2 separate regions of the Homo sapiens genome follow, and region 2 is linked to region 1. Evidence: read pairs that join two places in POLR2A ChIA-PET (ENCODE). Cell type or tissue: Panc1. All regions are shown on one strand. Links, peaks and the distances in the headings refer to the core of each region. The heading gives the core; the rest is flanking DNA. Region 1 overlaps SMURF1 (SMAD specific E3 ubiquitin protein ligase 1). Region 2 overlaps KPNA7 (karyopherin subunit alpha 7).

Region 1 (10,146 bases), core at 1,165-9,164:
ACTCATACTGCTTGAAATGAAACACTGGGAGTAACTGTGACAAAATCATATCCTTTTGTCAAGTCTTGCTGAGAGATCGTGGACTGGCTTGCGTCTATTCTAAATATAAACAACGCTACTACATAGGCGATACGAAATGTACTTAAATCGATAAACTGTCTCCTTTTGAGAATAATTTTACTTTTATTTCAATTCAGGTTCCATTTTCTAAACCAAAACTCCTTTTCTAAAATAAAAAGGTACTTTTTGTACTGTTCAGATGAACCCTATGCAAAATACAGTAAATAAACCCTCTGGGGTTTCCAAAAAAAAATAATATCGCTGTTTCAGAATGCATTAAGATATGGAATGTACCAGGGTACAGTCTTTTACAAAATTATACTCAACACCCTCAAATAATACTTAAATACATCACATGCCAGATGTGCCAGGAGATAGCCTCTGGGGCTTATGACAAGATGACCGAATGGCTCATCTGTTCTCATGTGGTTGTCTTAAAAGCAGAATCCTGCTGACATTTGGCTGATGAGGTTAAGCCATGAATGACGCAGTCAGTAAACAGGTCAAGTCCCCAAAACGGCTTCCGTAATTCATTTCAATATTAATATCAAAAAGCAAGCCTTTACAAAAAAAACAGGCTTATAATAAATATCCCATTCATAACATTCTAAATACCAGGCTCCTAAGGGAAATGGCATTCTCACAAGGCTATATGCTATCCTTGCAGGTTTTACTTCTAAATTTATGCTAAGCGTATTACATAGCAACTTTTTACTCTACAAGTTGGTCCTTAAATAGCCTGTGACTATCATTCAAGCTCTATAATACCCTGTCCACATTTAAATTTTAGTGGAAAATCAACTACCACGCATTGCTTTCAAATATCAATATTGTACTTTCTAAACTGAATGTGCTGGGTGTATCAAAGGTGTTTACCTAAGCAGGCTTTCTGCCAATAGTTCGTGCTACTCTAAGAGGTTACCGGCACTACCATTTAACCTGCCTTTACCTCCCAAACAGGTTTATTCAAGCAATAGCAACGATGTCCAAAAACATGTCTCATATTTTTTCTAAATCACTGAAGAAAAGTAAATAACCGAAGTTGCCAAGCCAATCTTAGGTGTTATATAATCCATTATTTAAGCCTACAGAATAAATGAGTGATTATTAAATTTCTAGTGTTGCAACACGAGGCCAAATTCAATGTTAAGTTTAGAACAAAAACAAAATTGAAAAGAAACTTTAGATCATACTCTATTATGTTTAAACCAAGACAGATGGTGTATATTTATGAGTATGCAAACAATTCCCAGGACTTCCAAGTCAGAGGCAGCCCTAAAACCATATATCATTGATTTCAAGACACATTTTTTCATATGTTTTGAAATCTTCAAATGAATCACATTTTGCAATATAATTACCTGTGTTTCTTTTTACGTAGTACATAAAACAATGGTATGACTTGCAAGCGGTCATCTTAGATTCATTGAAATAAGACCATGTTACTATTAGCTAACACATATTGAACACATTATGTACCAGACAGTGCATGTGGATTATTTCATTTACTACCCACAACAACACTGAAGTGATTCCAGTTATTTCCCCATTTTTACGTTATGTTATTATTTTAAGATGGTCTCACCCTGTCACCCAGGCTAGAGTGCAGTGGCACAATCACAGCTCATTGTAGCCTCAACCTCTTGAGCTCAAACAATTCTCCCACCTCAGCTCCCAAGTAGCTGGGACTACAGGTGTGCACCACTATGCCCAGCTAATTTTTTTCTATTTTTGTATAGATAGGGTCTTGCTGTGTTGCCCCAGCTGGTCTCAAACTCCTGGGCTCAAGTGATCCTTCCACCTCAACCTCCCCAAATATTGGGATTACGGGTGTGAGCCACTGTACCCAGCCTTCCCCCATTTTTATAGCTAAGGAAACTAAGAAATGATGTCATTTGTGTAAAGGCACAGGCTGGCTCCAGCCGAGCCCTTCATCATTCCACCTTGCTGATTCCACAAACGGAAGAGCTTGGCGGTCTGTGGGATTCAACCATTCCTGGAACACAGGTTCGAACTTCAGCGAAGCATCTTACAAAAACTTTTTTTCTTTTTAAGAATATAGAAGTGAAAATACAGAGCCCCAGATATCAAGAACAGACATTAATTCAAAGAATTTATTATAGGGTAGGGCTGATAATCAACTATCCTATAAAAATCATATTATTGCATAAAAACTAAATTATTTTTCTTTCTACACATCCTGAATTCAATTTACAGATAATCAGCATGTATTTCTCTCTCTTAAAACTGCTCTGTTATCTCTAGAGAAATAATTTAAGAATGTATTCCTATAATCTGTACCTGAATTTTGTTTAAAAATACTCCCAAATAGGCTGGGCATAGTGGCTCACACCTGTAATCCCAGCACTTTGGGAGGCTGAGGCGGGCCAATCAGCTGAGGTCAAGAGTTCAAGGCCAGCCTGGCCAACATGGTGAAACCTATCTCTACTAAAAATACAAAAAATTAGCCAGGCGCAGTGGCACATGCCTGTAGTTCCAGCTACTTGGGAGGCTGAGGCAGGAGAATCACTTGAACCCAGAAGGCAGAGATTGCAGTGAGCTAAGATCACACCACTGCACTCCAGCCTGGGTGACAAAAGTGAAACTCCGTCTCCAAAAAGAAAAACAAAAAGTCCCAAATAACATTATACAACAATCCAGGAACATTCTGCAATACAAATTGACAACAAAATTTATGGGGCTAAGTTCACATATAAAGGTACCACTCCTAACCCTTGGTCAAAAATTCTTGGCACTTTTACCAAATCTTTTGCTTCATACTACCACAAAGAAGGTATACTTCTTTTTCAGAAGTGCATTAAATGGTAGCTGTACCTTCCTTTTACTCAGCATAATGAAGCTAACATTATAAATTTTAAAAGAAAACAATCGGTATCATCTAGTTATTTATTGATTGCCCACCTGGCATCCATATTCCTGTTCCCCCAAACAACCCAAGTCTGTATTGTGGGTGGGACTAACCCCCTGATTAGATTCAAAGATGGAACCTAATTGTCCAACGAGCACATCCCATCATCCCAGCCACAGCGGTTGGTTCAGCAATGAACACTTGACCCAAATTAGGCCAATGAGACAAGAGGATTCAACTCCAGGCCTTCTACCCCAGGACTGAGCTGTTGAAGAAGCAGACTTTTAACTTTTCTGCTGGATTTAAAGCTGCAAGCAAACAGCCATGGAGCTTTTGAGCACAAGGGGAAGAGATGGTCATGAATAGTGCTGAGGTCAAAACACTGAGATATAGAGAGAAACCAGGTCCTTGCTTTGCCATTGGAATGACTTGGGCTTTTCAGTGAAGTCACTAAAATTCTCTCTATTGAGCTAATTTAACCTAGGTTTTCTGCTACTTACATCTGAAGGTATCCTGCTTTTAAACAACAACAACATTAGGAAGTGCGATATTGTACATAAAAGACAGAATTAAAAATGTGGAAATTAGCTGAAGAAAGGAGGCAGGGTGAAAAATCAATGAATACCCTCCTCACCCGGCCTGAGAATTTAACTATCTTTATTATCAGGGAAAGAAACAATCAGACTGTGGTCTGATGCAACCACCAAGACTACAAGGAACACTAAGGGACTTGGTAGGAAAGAATCAAGGAAATGGGTAGGTGGGTGGTTCTTGCCTGTAATCCTAGTACTTTGGGAGACCAAGATGGGAGGATCGCTTGAAGCCAGGAGTTCTGGACAAGCCTGGGCAATATAGTGAGACCCTGTCTCTACAAAAAGTTTAAAAATTAGCTGGGCATGGTGGCTCATGCTGAGGTGGGGATGACTTGAGCCCAGGAGTTTGAGGCTGCAGTGGGCTATGACTGTGCCATTGTACTCCAGCCTGGGCGACAGAACAAGATCCTGTCTCAAAGAAAATGCAGTGAAGAGGGAGGAAAAGAGGCCCTTTCTGCTACAAAATGCAATCTAGGGGAACCAAGAGATAGGATGAAGAAAGAAAGGGAGGGAAGACTTAGCAGGAGATAAGGCTGTGGGGTAGGGTGAGCAAAAGAAGGCTTCCCCAGGTCTCTCCCAAGCACTCAGGTCCAGTATTCACAGCCTGAAAATGGGAAACGTTATTCAAGATGCAACCGCAAAGCTTGGGCAAGGGGCAAATGAATGATGTCTCTCCAGCCCAACCAGTTATCCCCGCCAGCCCTGAGGGAGAGGCTAAGGAAAAGACCTGGAAACCAAAAGCTACAAAGCTGGGCCAAATTCCAGAATTAAAATTTCGGGCTTTGGTTCAAGCCCCTGGAATGGCCCAGAAGCCCAAGATAGAGTAGACTTGCCTTTTAGGGTATCACATAGTCAAAGAAACCCCAAGCCTGGCTGACAACAACCTGTAATTGCTTGATCTCTAATCCCTGCTCATATCAACAAGAAGTGGCTATGAACGCAATGCTGCCTCCAGGAGAGGTGTCCTCCGACGCCCAACTCAGAGGCGACCAGGAGACCCAATAAACAAGGAGGGCATTAATTCTCTCATTCACCAGGTATTTGTGAGCACCAGCAGGTGCCAAGCAGTGTTGAAGGGGATACAGAAGTAAACAGACAGCAAGGACCCTAGCTTCACGGAACTTGACTACCAAGAGCAGAGACAGAAAATAAAAATTGATTGGACATTGGTAGATGGATGATGGGAGAATAACCAAACAAAAATACCATGAAGTGGTGAGTGCTATGAAGACAGCAGAATAGGCTGCCTGATCGTGAGTGAGGGAGGGACTATGAAGGGATGGTCAGGGAGGGTATCCCTGAGGTGATGATATTTATTTAGGCTGAAGGCCTGAATGACAGGAAGAAGCCATTGAGAAGTCAAGAGGAAGAGTATTATAACATCACACAGACACACGGACACACACACACACACACACACACACAGAGGAATAATTCATGCAAAAGCCCTTAAGCAGGATTAAACTCGCCACATTTGAGGACTGGGGTGGAGAATAAGGCAGAACCTGGCACAGAGGCTGCCAGAGAGGAATATGGCAGGATCACAGAGGGAGTTTGATTTTATTCTGAGTAGGGAGCTGCTGGAGGGCTTTAAGGAAGGAAATGACATGATCTGATTTATGCTCTTAAAAGATTTGGGGGTGACAGTTTAGTGGTTGCCAGGGTCCCAGGGACTGGGGATGGGTGGATGCGGCTAGAAAGGGATAGCTCCAAGGAGGCTGGGGTGGTGGTGCAGCTGGTCATCTTGATTGCAATGGTGGTGATATGAATTTGTACATGGGATCAAACTGCATAGACTGCTACACACACACACACCCCACCCACACGCAGTGCACGCGGAGCTAGTGAAATCTGACTAAGCTCTGGATTGCACCAATGTAAACAGTTAGTTTCCCGGGTCTTTTTGCTTGCATTATTTTGCCCTTACTTTTTCCCTATCGTTAGAACCCATGAACAAGTTCCTGGTTTTGACATGCCACAGTTATACAAAACACTAAAATTGGGGGAGGCTGAGTGAAGGGTACACAGGACCTCCCGGTACATTTCTCTCCCATCTCCTGTGAATCTATCATTACTTCAAAATTAAAAAAGAAAAAAAAAAGGTCTCTAAGGCTGCCATTTAAGGTATAGATTAGAGAAAAAAGAAAGTAGAACCACAATATGTGACACCAATCCACACTCAAGGAAAGGGTTAAAATGAAAAAGAAAACACGCAGATTGGCAAAGGAGCACCTGGAACTCTCATACGCCACTGGTGGAAAATGTAAATTGGTATAACCACTTCGGAAAAGCATTTGGCAAGTTTCATTACAGTTGAACATATGCCTATTCCACAGTCCAGTGACTCTACTCCTGAGTATACACCCAACAGAAGTGTATGCAAATACTCACCAAAAGACATATACCTGAAAATTCCAAACAGCACTAGTCTTAAAAGCCAAAACTAGAAAGGACTCTGCCCATCAACAGATAAAGGGATAAATTATGGTATATGCCCATAATGGGATATTGAACAGCAAAGAGAATGACTGACGTACAACCACACATAACAATACGGATAAATCTCACAAAAATAACATTGAACAAAAGAAACCAGTTGCATGCAGTAAGATTCCATTAATACAAAGTTCAAAAACAGGCTGTTACAAGTCAGGACTGTGGTTATCTTTGCCAGGGGGGTGCGGCTGAGGGAGGTAGAAAGTGAGAATGAGCTATTTTCAGGATTGTAGGGACATTCCAAGCACCAGCAATATTCTATTTCTTGATCTAGATCAGGAAAAGTGCTTCTCCACCCACTTTTTTTTTTTTTTTTTTTTGAGACAGGGTCTCGCTCTGTAAGGCTAAACGTGCCTTATTTCCAGAGTTTTTTGGTTTTGTTTCGTTTTTTTTTGCAAATTCTACTCCTGAGCAATTTGTTTATTTTTCTCTTTTCCCCAATCCTTAGAATCTGTGAACAATTTCCTGGTTTTGATATTATACCAGAGTTTTACAAGGGACTAAAACTTCTACCCATGTTTACAGGTATTTCCTCACCAGGCTCAAGTGAGGAACCACGCGAGAACCCTTTGGAAACTATGAAACACTGTACAGACGGGAGGTATTAGTATCACTGACAGGTATGAACAGGCAGCAAGCAGGTCTCACCTCTATAATTTGTAGGTAATATATGTAGAAATAAAATTGAGTAAACTTTGGATTTTTTTTACCCCAAAGACCTAAGAGGGGAAAAAAGCAAATATATCACATTGAAGTTACCATGTTTTCTACTTCTACAGAGCCAGATGCCAATATTGCTTTTTAAAGCACTTCTAAAATTAAAAACAATCCCTTAAAAAAGTTCATGGCAAACACATTGACTATAAATACTTGGAAAAATACTAAATTATTATTACTGGCTTATGCAAATGAGCATTTTACTCCTATTTTAAAGATGAGATTATTTTATAAAAATAGGTCAGAGATAACCCCAAATGACATTCTAAATAAATTATGTAAACCACTATTATTCAGAACCAAGACCTCAGTTTTTTAAAGAACTCACTATATAAACAAGATCTAGAGTCCAAATTTCTTAATCTGAAAGTAATCATTTTGCCTTATTTTAATATGATAGAACAAGCTTTTTGGGGGGTCAGGCAACTCGCTATTACATAATAAACATACTCTCTGGGAAAATAAGTCTGTTCAGAGCTATAAGACAAGTAGCCAAGAATTTTATTCTGTAGAACCCAGGAATCTTCCTAGTGAGGAAGTCCTTATAAATATGAGTATGTACTTTGAAATGCTATAATATTTTAGCCTTTTAAAATACATTCGGCACAATCATTTTGATTTTTCAGAATGTCTACATTTCAAAACAATTGGCAGTTAGTGTACTTACTAGTTGCTCTAAGAAATTCTTATCTATTTAAGAGCTTTTTAATCTTTTTAATTGTTGAAAAGCAATACATGCTCAAGGGGGTGAGAAAAGGGAGGAGATTAAATATTACAAAAGGCATATAATGAAAAGTCACCCTCTCTTCTCTCTTTTCTCTCCTCTCTCCCTCTCTCCTCTCTCTTTCCTCTGAAGAGGAGAACAGGAGAATCTCTTCAAAGGAAATCAACAGTCAAAATCTTTCAGTCGTATTCTATACAGACCTATCTATAGATTTCCCCCTTTATTTTTATTTCTTGTTTTATTATTCAAATAGTACACACACTAGCCTCTGTTTTGAATCATGCTTTTTCCCCCCACTCAATAATATATCTTGGAGAATGTTCCATATCAGAATATAAAACACTATCTTATTATGTTACAGCTACACATCATTGGGAATACACGATAATTTACTTAACTAGTCCCTGCTGATACACATTCACATTGATTTCAGTCTTTTATAATTTCAAACAATGCTGCAATGATTTTACACACCGGACTTTACATAAATGTGTGAAAACACCCATAAGAAAAAAGTCCTACATGCAGAATTGCTAGATCAAAGAGCATAAACATTTATGATCTGATAGACAGTGCCAAACTGCTCTTGGTACCTACTCTATCAATTTATATTCTCAACCACTAGAGTAAAAGACCTGTTTTTCCACACTCTTGTCTCATCACAGAAGATTTTCAATCTCTTTGATCTGCCACTCTTCTAGATGAAAAATTGTTTCATTCTTACTTTTAATTTGTAGTTTGTTTAGTATGAATAGGGCTGATTATCAATTAAAAATAAATTTTTAGAGAAAGAAAATGGGCATAAGAGAGAACAGGGCACAGCGGCATATACTTGCAGTCCCAGCTACTCAGGAAGCTGATGATCGCTTGAGCCCAGGAGTTCCAGGCTGCAGTGAGCTATGATCACGCCAGTGTACTCTAGCCTAGCCTGGGCGACAGAGCAAGACCCCATCTCTAAAGAAGAAAAGGAAAGAAGAAGAGAGAAAATAGGGTTGTCTTTTCACATGTTTCAAATCCATTTCCATTTTCTTTTCTGTGAATTGTCCATATTCTTTGCCTATTAGGTACTGGCCTTTTCCTAATTGATTTTGAAGGCTCTTTATATATTAGGAAAACCAGACTTTCATTTTCGTATCCATTACAGATTGTTGTTCCTAGTTTGTCTTTGCATGTTGATTTTATCCTATTTTTTGCCATGGAGAAATTTTCCATCCAGCTAAAGTTTTTTATTGTTTATAAGTGTTTTTCAGCTGATCTTTTGGGCTTTTAAAGATATATCATAACGTCTATAAATAACAGCAATTTTGTTTCCTGCTTTCTGATGTCTTTCTCTAGTTATTAATAATAACTATTTTGACAGTGTACATCCCTGCATTGTTCCTGATTTTAATGGGAATGTTTCCACAATTTCATCATTTAAAGATGATGCTGGCTAGGTGCAGTGGCTCATGCCTGTAATCCACGTACTTTGGGAGGCTGAGGCAGGTGGATTGCTTGAGCTCAGGAATTCAAGACCAGCCGGGCAACAGGGCGAAACCCCATCTCTACCAAAACTACAATGATTAGCCAGCCGTGGTGGCACATGCCTGTGGTCTCAGCTACTCGGGAGGCTGAGGTGGGAGGATCACTGGAGCCCAAGAAGTCGAGGCTGCAGTGAGCTGTTATGGTGCCACTGCACCCCAGTCTGGGTAACAGAGTGAGACCCCATCTCCAAACAAAACAAAAAATAAACATGATACTGTCCGATGGCACATTACCTGGCCTGGGAAAAACATAAAATAAAAATAAAGATAATACTGGTTTTGGCTTCTAACACTATTTCTCTAAGGAATTTCTGAATACATAATTTATCAATTCATTGTATTATTTTTCCATGTTTATTAACCGGTTCTATAGATTTTCTTCAATGTCAAAGTACGTTATTAGCTTTATTATTTACCTGGCTATTTAGGAATAAGACATAACAGGAATCTATGACTGTATTAATACTGTGCTACTCTATAAATAATTCATAACTACTCATTAAAATATTTAATCCATCTCTAGCAGGTCCTTTTGTGCTCTAAAAAGACAGATCTCTGGCATTAAAGATAGGAAAACTGAATCATGAAAAGATCATAATCCTATGCACCCCCTCCCCTTTCTTCATTGTGGTACTTGTGTGAATTAGAAATCAAATTCAGACCTTCTGATCCCCAGTCCAGTGTTGGAACCACAGGAAAGCATCATGCCCTTTAGAGAACTCAGCGGATGCCCAACATACAAAGAACGCAGGCTGCCATCTACAATCTGCAGCTTCGTGACATGCTCCTCCAGACTCCTGAAAGCAAGCTGCAAGTTGGGCTCCGGAGCTTAAAACATCTGAAATGCATCACCCAGCAGCCAGGAGGATAGGTTCCTGCTCAGTGATAAACGATGTTGCCGACATTCCTCAGCCAATTAGAATTCCTTTCAGCTGCAGTGGAGGTGAACACAGCTGGAATTACAGAGTGGGGCGCGTCACCAGACGCGCTGATTATACATTATTTAAGCCTTGTTTTAAAACAATATGAGGGTGTTTTTTCCCCCATTAGTCCAGAAATGTGGAAACAACATTCCACTTGGTTTAAATATCTAAATGGATTAAATTGCATCTGGAGACAAAACAGTAATAGTGACATTTTAAAAAGAAGATATGCCCAAGCCCC
Region 2 (10,146 bases), core at 1,271-9,270, 65 kb after region 1:
AGAACTTTGAGAGGTAGGAGGATTGCTTGAAGCCAGGAGTTCAAGACCAGCCTGGGCAGAATGGTGAGGCTCCATCTCTATTAAGATTATTTTAAAATTTTAATTTAAAAAAAAAAAAAGAGAAAGAAAAAGACACTTACCGGCAGGGTGGGTGAAATCAAGGCTAGGAGATGTGGGATGGCATTGCTTGTGATGACGTTATCTCTGAACTCTGGGCCATCACCTACAAATAGAGCAGAATGTGACATTTAGAGAGAGAACAAAGACAATCCTGAAGTGGGTGACTAATTTTTTAAGAGTGTGCAAAGGGCAAGAGACAAAAACTCATTCCCGGGTTTAGCAAGTAGGTAGTAGAGCCACGTACTAAATTCTGGAAGTCTGGCATGGCTGGTGGGTGGACAGTCCTGATGTAACAGGCAGGCATCACACAGCAGCAACTGCTAGAAGCAGAGCCAGCCAACTCAGCCAAGGTGGGCTGTTGGCATCTCACAGCATGGTTCTCAGGAAGACGAAGGCTGGTCCAGACCAAGTTGTCTTCCCAGAAGACCTTGGCACAGGGCAGTAACTTCCAATGCAACTCAGAACAAAGTCTGGGGATCTGCAGGTGCTGGTGACCAGCCATCAGCTACCTTAGCTAGGATAACAATTTTAGACCCTAGAAGTCTATTTGTATTTGTCAACCATCAAAGGCAAGTCATCACATTGTACCATCCAGTCTTGCCTACTTTACTGCACCAAGCAAAATGAGAGACAACTTCTCTAATAGGCACTTTTTCCTCCTGCAGCCTTTTATTTTTTTTTTTTGGCGGGGGAGGGGGATACAGGATCTCACTCTATTGCCCTGGCTGGAGTGCAGTGGTGCAATCATAGCTCACTGCAGCCTCGACCTCCAGAACTCAAGCAATTGTCCCACCGTAGCCTCCTGAGTAGCTGGGACTATAGGCATACACCACTATGCCTGGTGAATATTTTTATTTTTTGTAGAGATAAGTTCTCACTACATTGCCCAGGCTGGTCTCAAACTCCTGGGCTCAAGCCATCCTCCCACCTCTGCCTCCTAAAGTGCTGAGATTAAAGGCATGAGTCACTACGCCAAGCCTCTGCAAGCTTTTGTTTTCTTTTAGCAGTTATTTTATATTCTGTTTGCTAATTCCAATATGTGGAGTCCTTGGAGGTCTAATCATACTGTTTCTGCTGACTCAGTCACGGGAGTTATTGCTTCTCTGAACTTGAAAATGCTAATAGTCGGCTGATCTTAATTTGTCAAAATCCTGAGGGACCTAATTGAGTTTTCCCTAGAAAGTCACTGGATTGATGTCAGCCAAGAATCTGGGGGCTTCCGACCCTACAGCACTAATTCACTAGACCATGCAGGAAAGAGCATCGATTGCCACATTCAGAAAGGTAGTCTGAGGATTCCACTTTCAGGGAAGGCTTGTTAGCCCAAACCAAGGAGTTTTTTTTTGTTGTTGTTGTTTTGTTTTTGTTTTTGGCACGTTCCCTTAGCAACTTCCACTGAAGGCAGAGTCCTTCTGGGGTCCCGAGTTATGTAAGGGTCTATCATAAACTCCCACACTGCATAAGCCAAAGACTTGTTCTTGAAGCCACGAAGCCCTGAGGCTGTAGGACCTTAGTGTTGGCAGATGTCTCTAGTTAGCCTGTGGCTTCAGTATACACTGTATCATCCTGTTTCAGCTTCAATATTTGGCCTCTAAACTTGGATTTGAGGGCTTTTGGTGTTTTGAGACAGAATCTCCCTCTGTTGCCCACACTGGAGTACAGTGGCGTTATCTTGGTTCACTGCAACTTCCTCCTCCCAGGTTCAAGCGATTCTCCTGCCTCAGCCTCCCGAGTAGCTGGGACTACAGGGCATGCACCACCATGCCTGGCTAATTTTTGTATATTTAGTAGAGACGGGGTTTCACCATGTTGGCCAGGCTGGTCTTGAACTCCTGACCTCAAGTGATCCGTCCGCCTTGGCCTCCCAACATGCTGGGATTACAGACGTGAGCCACCGTGCCTGGCCTGGCTTTGAGTTTGGAAACAGCTCATTGTACCCTTGCCAGCACTTCTAGGTATTTACATGGCAAAGTGTTCTGGGACATCGAGTATACCCCACCACCCAAAGAAACCTTATAGTATCCCACACACCTGGCCCCGTTTTCTTAGCCCACTAAGGGGAGAGTCTCACCGGCTATATTACCAAGAGCCCACACTGCCTGTTCACACACAGCCACGTTGGAGGAAGACAGGAGCTCAATCAAGGGCTGGATGGCTCCCCCTTCTACCACGGCACGAGTCTGCTCCGAAGTCCCTGAAGCGATGTTGGTCAGGGCCCAGGCAGCCTCAAACTGCAAGCAGGGGTAAAGTGATGACTTCAGGAACTCCACCATCCTGGGAATGAGGCCCGCTTCAATGACCAGTTTCAGAGGGGGGTTCTTTTCCTGGGATAGCATTTTCCTATGCAATGAAAGAGAGGGCAGGGGAGGGGGAGGTCAAGTGAGAGAGGTATTAAGGACCTCCTTTTAGGCCAGGTGCGGTGGCTCACACCTGTAATCTCAGCACTTTGGGAGACCAAGGCGGGCAGATCACTTGAGGTCGCAAGGTCAGGAGTTCGAGACCAGCCTGGCCAACATGGTGAAACCCCGTCCCATCTCTACTAAGAATATAAAAATTAGCTGGGTGTGGTGGTGCACACCTGTAATCTCAGCTTCTCTGGAGGCTTGAGGCAGGAGAATCACTTGAACCCAGTAGGCGGAGGTTGCAGTGAGCTAAGATCATACCATTGCACTCCAGCCTGGGTGACAGAGTGAGACTCCATCTCAAAAGAGAAAAAAAGAACCTCCTTTTATACATAAGCCACATAGCTGGGCCGGAGCTACTTAAGATCCTAGTGTTCAACCGATAGCATTTTTCGGTATTAAATCAACATTTTCCCCTTTAAGGTGTTATCTACAAGATGAAATTTCTGTAGAGGCCAATGTAAATTAAGCAATTCATCTCTGACAACACATCGAAGCTTTTAAATTGCCCTCAAGGACAGTGTAGAATAGCAATTTCGTCTTTTAGATGGGCTAGCCTTTTCCTGTGTTTTACGGGCATGTTGCCAATGCCAAGAAACCAAATAGGCCACCGGCGCTCCAGCCATCACTGACGCTCATTGCTAACTATGAACCTGCAACAGCAGAAGTCTGTTTGGAGATACCTGGCTGTCTGGGTGGCCTGGAAACATAGGACTGGATCTGAGCTATTCACACCTTTGATTATTTCACCCAGAGTGAGGCTGACCTGCAAGAAGAGACACATTCAGGTCAGACTGTCTGCCAAAATGAGCTGTAAACATCACCTACTCTAGCCATCATCCATCTGATTAAAACAGCCTGGCTTGAACAGGATGTCCCATCTTGCATGCTGTTCTATATTTGGGGAGGGGAGAATATAGTCCACAGATCTCACAGATCTGTGTGTTCCTTCCCATGCTTAGGGGAGAAGTAATTCCTATCATTAGTTGGATCCCAAGAACATTTTTATCCCGTGCAGTAAGAATGTGCTAGTGGATACAAAACAAAATGGCAGACTAAGGACATCCAAAAAATTCTCTCCTCCACATAGGCAAAGAGAAAACTGACAAAAATAGAATCAACTTTTTCAGCACTGTAGAAATTGACCAAAGGCTTGCGGCCAATTGTTTTATTCAAGCCAGGAAGTGTTTATCCAAGAAAGACAGCTGAATCTCAGTAAGTAGCATGAGAGCTTTGTGGCATTTTGACTTGCCCTATTCCCACCCACCCTCAGCTCCATGGTAACCCTGAAAACCAACAGTCCACAATCATTGTGAAAAACCAACAGCCTCCCAACCACCAGAAGAGGCAAAATAGGTAGGTCCTCCTTTGGAGCCTCATTCCCAGAAAATTATTATTTGATCTGTCTGGTCATTCCCTGAAAGATCCCACTTACAGACTATTTTGACTCAGAGCTTAGTCAGTATGAAAAGGCTTTTCCCTAAGAATGTTCATTGAAAACAGAGGAAGTTGTTTAACTTCACAGCTACCTGAGAGGTTGAATAAGAGTTGGGATAAACAACAGGCTAACAAAAAAACTTGAAAGGGAATGTCATGTATAGGGCTATGCATATGCTTAAAAACAACAACAACAACAACAACAACAACAACAAAACTAAGACCCTCAGCTCTTCCCTCTCACTGACTTTGAAGCTCTGTGCAAACAGGAAGTGAAGGCTTACGTCAGAATTGTCAACTGCCTGGCTGAGTGGTGAACGCATGCCCCCAACACAGAGCTTCTTGGCAAAAATTGAGTGTTCTTTTCTTCGTGGTTCGAAGTGTTAAAATAAGTCTCTAATTATTAGTTGACCACTGAGCAAACCAAGCAGACACTGCAGCAGCCACACATCACAAAAAAATACAGATTTTAGATAATTAGCTCAAACTACTAAACGAGCACACCCAGCAACAACAGCAAACCCTGGGGCAATGGAAAATCTGATTTCTAGAGTTGTCACACTATTTTAAATGACTAGTTTTCAACAAAGATTGTGAGACAAGCAAAGAAAGTGTGACACACACATATACATATATATGTGAAAAAAGCAATCAATAGCAATAGTCCCTGAGGAGACCAGATGTTGAACTAGACAAAGATTTTAAATATAGTCAAAGAACTAAACCATGACTAAAGAACTAAAGTGCAACAATGCTGTCACACTAAATAGAGAATATCAGTGAACAGATATCAGTTATTGGAAGGAGCCAGATACAAATTCTGGAATTGGAGAATACAATAACTGAAACAAAAATTCACTAAAGGGGCTTAACAGCAGATTTAAGCAGACATAATAAAGCAGCAGTGAAGCTGAAGATAGGTTAATTGGAATTATCCAGTCTGAGGAAGATAACACACACAAGAGAGACTGAAGATGAAAATTGACAGATCTTTAGAGATCTGTGGGACATCATCAAGGATACCAACAAATGCAGAATAGGAAGGAGAAGAGGGAAAGAGGCAGAAAGTATATTTAAAGAGATAATGGCCAAAGAAATTCCCAAATCCAATAGAATAATTAGTCTACACATCTGAAAAGTTCAATGAGCTCCAAACGGAATAAATCCCAAGATCCAGACATATTATAATCTAACTGTTGAAAGCCAAAACTACAGAATCAAAAACATTGAAACCAGCAAAAGAGAAGCAATTCATGTACAAAGCCTCAATAAGATTAACAGCTGATTTCTTATCAGAAAGCATCAAGGCCAAAAAGCTGAGGTGCAGTGAGCCAAGATTGCAGCATTGCACTCCAGCCTGGGTGATAAGAGTAAAACTCCATCTCAAAAAAAACAACAACAAAAAAACTTTACCAACTTTACAAAAAAAAATTCTCACTCATTCTTAGAGGCTAGTATTACTCTGATACCAAACCAAGGATATTACAAGAAAAGTATAAGCTAATATCCCTTATAACTACTGATGCAAAAATTCAACAAAATAGGAGGAAACCAAATGCCTAAACGTATGAAACATATGGTCAACATATTGGTCATCATGATGAATTAGGATTTAACTCAGGAATTCAGGAGTGGTTTAACATGTGAAAAAAAATCAACATAGTACCCCGTATTAATAAAGGGGGGGGAACCCACATGATCATCTCAATGCAGAAAAAACATTTAATGAAATTCAACATACTTCCATAATAAAAAAAAACACTCAACAAACTGGAATAAAAGGAAACTTCTTCATTCTGATAAAGGCATCTACAAAAAACTCAGAGGTAGCCTCATACTTAATGGTGAAAGTCTAAAAGATTTCCCCCAAGATCAGGAATAAGACAAGGATATTGCTCTTTTCACTTTTATCCAACATGGCATTGGAAGTTCTAGATGCATTAATTAGGCAACAAATAAAGTGCACCCAGATTGGAAAGGAAGAAATAAAACTATTTGCAAGTGACTTAATCTTATATGTAGAAAATCCTAAGGAATTTACACCAAAAGCCTAGAGCTAATAAAATTCAGCTAGGTTGCAGAATTGATATACAAAAATTAATTGTATCTTTACATGCTAGCAGTGATCAAAAATCAAAATAAAGCAATTTAATTTACAACATAAAAAGAATAAAATGCTTAGTAATAAATTTATTGAAAGAAATCCAAGAGTTATATGCTGCAAACTGAAAAAAAAAAAAAAAAAAAAAAAGGACTGAAATGAAAAGGTATCCCATGTTCATGGACTGGAAGACTTAACATTGTTAAGATGGCAATACTCCAACCTTATAAATTCAATGACTCCATTCTATAGGTTCAATGCAATCTCCATGAAAATCGGAGCTGCCCTTATTGTAGAAATTGACAATCTGATTTTAAAATTCATATGGAAATACAAAGGGTCCAGAATAGCCAAAATTATATTGAAAAAAAGAACAAAGCTGGAAGACTCACTTCCCAATTTCGAAACTTACCACAAAGCTACAGTAATCAAACCTTTGTTTGATGACAAAGATAAACGTATAGATCAATGGAAGAGAACTGAGAGTCCACAAATGAACCCTCACATTCACGGTCAATTGATTTTTTTGACAAAGGTACCAAGACAATTCAATGGGTAGAAAATAGTCTCAAATAACTGTGCTGGTACAACTATGTATCACATGCAAAAGCACAAAGTTGGACTCCCATTCTCACCATTTACAAAAATTAACTCCAAACGGCTCAAAGGCCTAAAAGTAAGAGCTAAAATTATGAACTCTTAGAAAGAAATATAGGCACAAATCTTTGTGACCTTAGATTAGGCAATGAATTTTTAGATATGATACCTAAAACACAAACAACCAAGAAAATAAACTAGACTTCTTCAAAATTAAAAAATTTTATGCTTCCAAGGATACTATCAAGAAAGTGAAAAGACAACCCACAGAACAGAATATATTTGCAAGTCATATCTGCTAAGGTTTAATATCTAGAATATATAAAGAATTCTTACAACTCAATAAAAAATAATTTATTTGACTTAAAAATGGACAAAGGGCTGGAATTTTTTTTTTGGTGGGGGGACACAGTCTCGCTCTCTTACTCAGGCTGGAGTGCAGTGGCACAATCTCAGCTCACTGCTCAAGCTATTCTCCTGCTTCAGCCTTCCTAATAGCTGGGACTACAGGTGCATGCCACCACACCCAGCTAATTTTTATGTTTTTAGTAGAGACAGGGTTTCACCATGTTGGCCAGGATGGTCTTGAACTCCTGACCTCAAGTGATCCATCCGCCTCAGCCTCCTAATATGCTGGGATTATAGGCATGAGCCATCAGGCCTGGCTAATTTTCGTATTTTTCGTAGAGACGCGGTTTCACCATGTTGGCCAGGCTGGTCTCGAACTCCTCAGCTCAAGTGATCCTCCTGCCTCAGCCTCCCAATGTGTTGGGATTACAGGCATGAGCCACCATGCCCGGCATCTGCTTTTGTCATCACATTGCTCTTCTTATAAGAATCATCGAATGCCAGGCCCACCCAGATAATCCAGTATCACCTCTCTATCTCAAAATCCTTAATTTAATCACATATGCTACATCCCTTTCCTCATAGAGTAATATTCACAGGTTTGGGGACTAGAAGATGCAGACACTTGGGGTGCCACGATACAGCCTACCACAAAGAGTGAAACAGGCTTAGTTCATAACCCAGTTATTCTCAGTGGAACTGAAGACACCCTTCCACACAAAAACTTGTACACAGATGTTAATAACAGCATTCATCATAACAACCAAAAAGTGGAAACAACCCAAAGTCCCCCAATTAATAAATAAACAAGGCCAGACACGGTGGCTCACACCTGTAATCCCAGCACTTTAGGAGGCCAAGGCAGGCAAATTGCTTGAGGTCAGGAGTTCGAGACCAGCCTGAACAACATGGTGAAACCCCATCTCTACTAAAATATAAAATTAGCAGGTGATGCATGCCTGTAATCCTAGCTACTCGGGAGGCTGAGGCAGGAGAATGGCTTGATCCCGGGAGACAAAAGTTGCAGTGAGCCGAGATTGTGCCATTGCATTCCAGCCTGGGTGACAGAGTGAGACTCCATCTTATAAACAAATAAATGGATAAACAAAATGTGGTCTCTCCATATAACAGATTATCATTCTGCCCAAAAGGAATGAAGTATTGATATATGCTACAACATGGATGAACTTTGAAAACATAAAAGCTCAACACAAAAGCTCACATGTTTATATGATTGCATTTCTAGGGAATGTCTAGAACAGGTCATTCCAGAGAGGCAGAAAGTAGACTAGTGTTTGCAGAGACGGTGGGGGATGAGGAATGGGGAGTGACTCCTGAATGACTGGAGTTTCTATTTGAGGTGATGAATAGGTTCTGGAATTAGCTAGTGGCAATGGTTGCACAACTTTGTGACTATGCTAGAAACCACTGATTAGGCACTTAAAGAGTGAATTTTGATGTGAATTATACCTTCATTTCTTTAAAAAATATGCTAATATGCCAAGCACAGTGGCTCATGCCTGTAAACCCAGCACTTCGGGAGGCTGAGGCAGACAGATCACAAGGTCAGGAGGTTGAGACCATTCGGGCTAACATGGTAAAAAACCGTCTCTACTAAAAATACAAAAAATTAGTTGGGTGTGGTGGTGGGCACCTGTAGTCCTAGCTACTCGGGAGGCTGAGGCAGAAGAATTGCTTGAACCCAGGAGGCGGAAGTTGCGGTGAGCCAAGATCGTGCCACTGCACTCCAGCCTGGGCGACAGAGTGAGACTCTGTCTCAAAAAAAAAAAGCTAATATGGGACCAAAAGAAAAACAACTTTTTGGGGTTGTTTGTTGGAGTGAGATGGAGTCTCACTCTGTCACCCATGGGTTGAAGTGCAGTGGCACGATCTTGACTTAGTGCCACCTCTGCCTCCCAGGTTCAAGCAACTCTCCTGCTCAGCCTCCTGAGTAGCTGGGATTACAGGCACCCACTACCACACCCGGCTAATTTTTGTATTCTTAGTAGAGATGGGGTTTCACCATGTTGGCCAGGCTGGTCTCGAACTCCTGACCTCAGGTGATCCACCCACCTCGGCCTCCCAAAGTGCTAGGACTACAGGTGTGAACCACTGTGCTTGGCCTTTTTTCCCTTTTGTTTTATACCATCCTTGGATGGGGGGATTCTAGGGACTGCTCCAAACAAATGAAGCTAACTAGAGATATAGTTTGGACTCCTATGGCAACTCAGAATGACTGTACACATTTCATTGATGAATGGGAACACATCATTGGACCCAATTTGACAAAAATGGAACCAGTCTCTGCCCTCTATGAGACCTAAACCAAGCAGGGTAAAAAGGGTGCATGTGGGTAGTTAAGGTAGGACAGACAGTGGTGTACCCCAAAAGAATATAGAGACACCATTATTGAGGTGCTAAGAAGGAAAACTTCCTGGTCAAGGCATTCGGTATTCACAGAAACCGGACTAACCTTGAAGTCAACCCAGGATCTGCATTTAATAAGGTTGGGGTAGATGGAGAAGGGAAGACAGGACAGAAGTCAAAGTGTTAGGAAAGACCTCACCCATCCAGGGACTAGATGCCTCTACTGAGAAATAACCTTCACCAACCCTCATTTCCTCGGTTTTCAGGCTTAGGGATAGCAAGTAAATTTTCAATTAGAAATATCACCTTTTTGGCCAGGTACAGGGGCTCACACCTGTAATCCCAGCACTTTGGGAGTCTGAGACAGGCAGGTCACCTGAGTCCAGGGGTTCGAGACCCTCCTGGTAAACATGGCAAAATCCTGTCTCTATAAAAAAATAAAAAATTCACCAGGCATGATGGTGAGTGCCTGTAGTCCCACATACTCTGGAAGCTGAGGCAGGAGGTTCGCTTGAACCCAGGGAGATTAGGGCTGCAATGAGCTCTGATTGTGCCACAGCACTCTATCCTGGGTGACAGAGTGAGACCTGTCTCAAAAAATAAAAATAAAAAGTATAATAAAAATCCTCTCCATCCCCCACTAGAATCTAGATTCCACAGACTCAGAGCCATAGGAGTAATGGCCATTAGCCTTTTGACAAAGGCAGTTTAGCTCAAACCATAATCTCTTCACTCCTTTCTTTAAAAGCCCAAAACGAGAGTTTGCAAGTTCTG

The links. ChIA-PET counts read pairs that join two places held together with the same protein. Peaks named below come from ENCODE experiments on the same cell type or tissue, not always from the same donor. Only the 100,000 strongest peaks of a DNase experiment are listed, where the experiment ranks them.
Region 2: POLR2A ChIA-PET joins it to region 1 with 7 read pairs; 14 of 35 experiments call an interaction of 5 or more read pairs at or near these places.

Annotation. Positions count from the first base shown.
Region 1 is chr7:99,127,780-99,137,925 of GRCh38, forward strand. All of the region lies in intron 1 of SMURF1 (SMAD specific E3 ubiquitin protein ligase 1), which reads right to left. Among named protein-coding and RNA genes, the nearest start is that of SMURF1, 11 kb to the right of the region's middle. In Panc1, for the core only: no CTCF peak of the experiment used is centred there; no DNase peak of the experiment used is centred there; H3K4me3 peaks cover 507 bases; H3K27ac peaks cover 3,251 bases.
Region 2 is chr7:99,192,879-99,203,024 of GRCh38, forward strand. KPNA7 (karyopherin subunit alpha 7) reads right to left here. Exons shown (of 11, transcript NM_001145715.3): 4 at 3,206-3,288; 5 at 2,192-2,460; 6 at 141-223. Among named protein-coding and RNA genes, the nearest start is that of KPNA7, 10 kb to the right of the region's middle. In Panc1, for the core only: no CTCF peak of the experiment used is centred there; a DNase peak (open chromatin) is centred at 8,343; H3K27ac peaks cover 370 bases.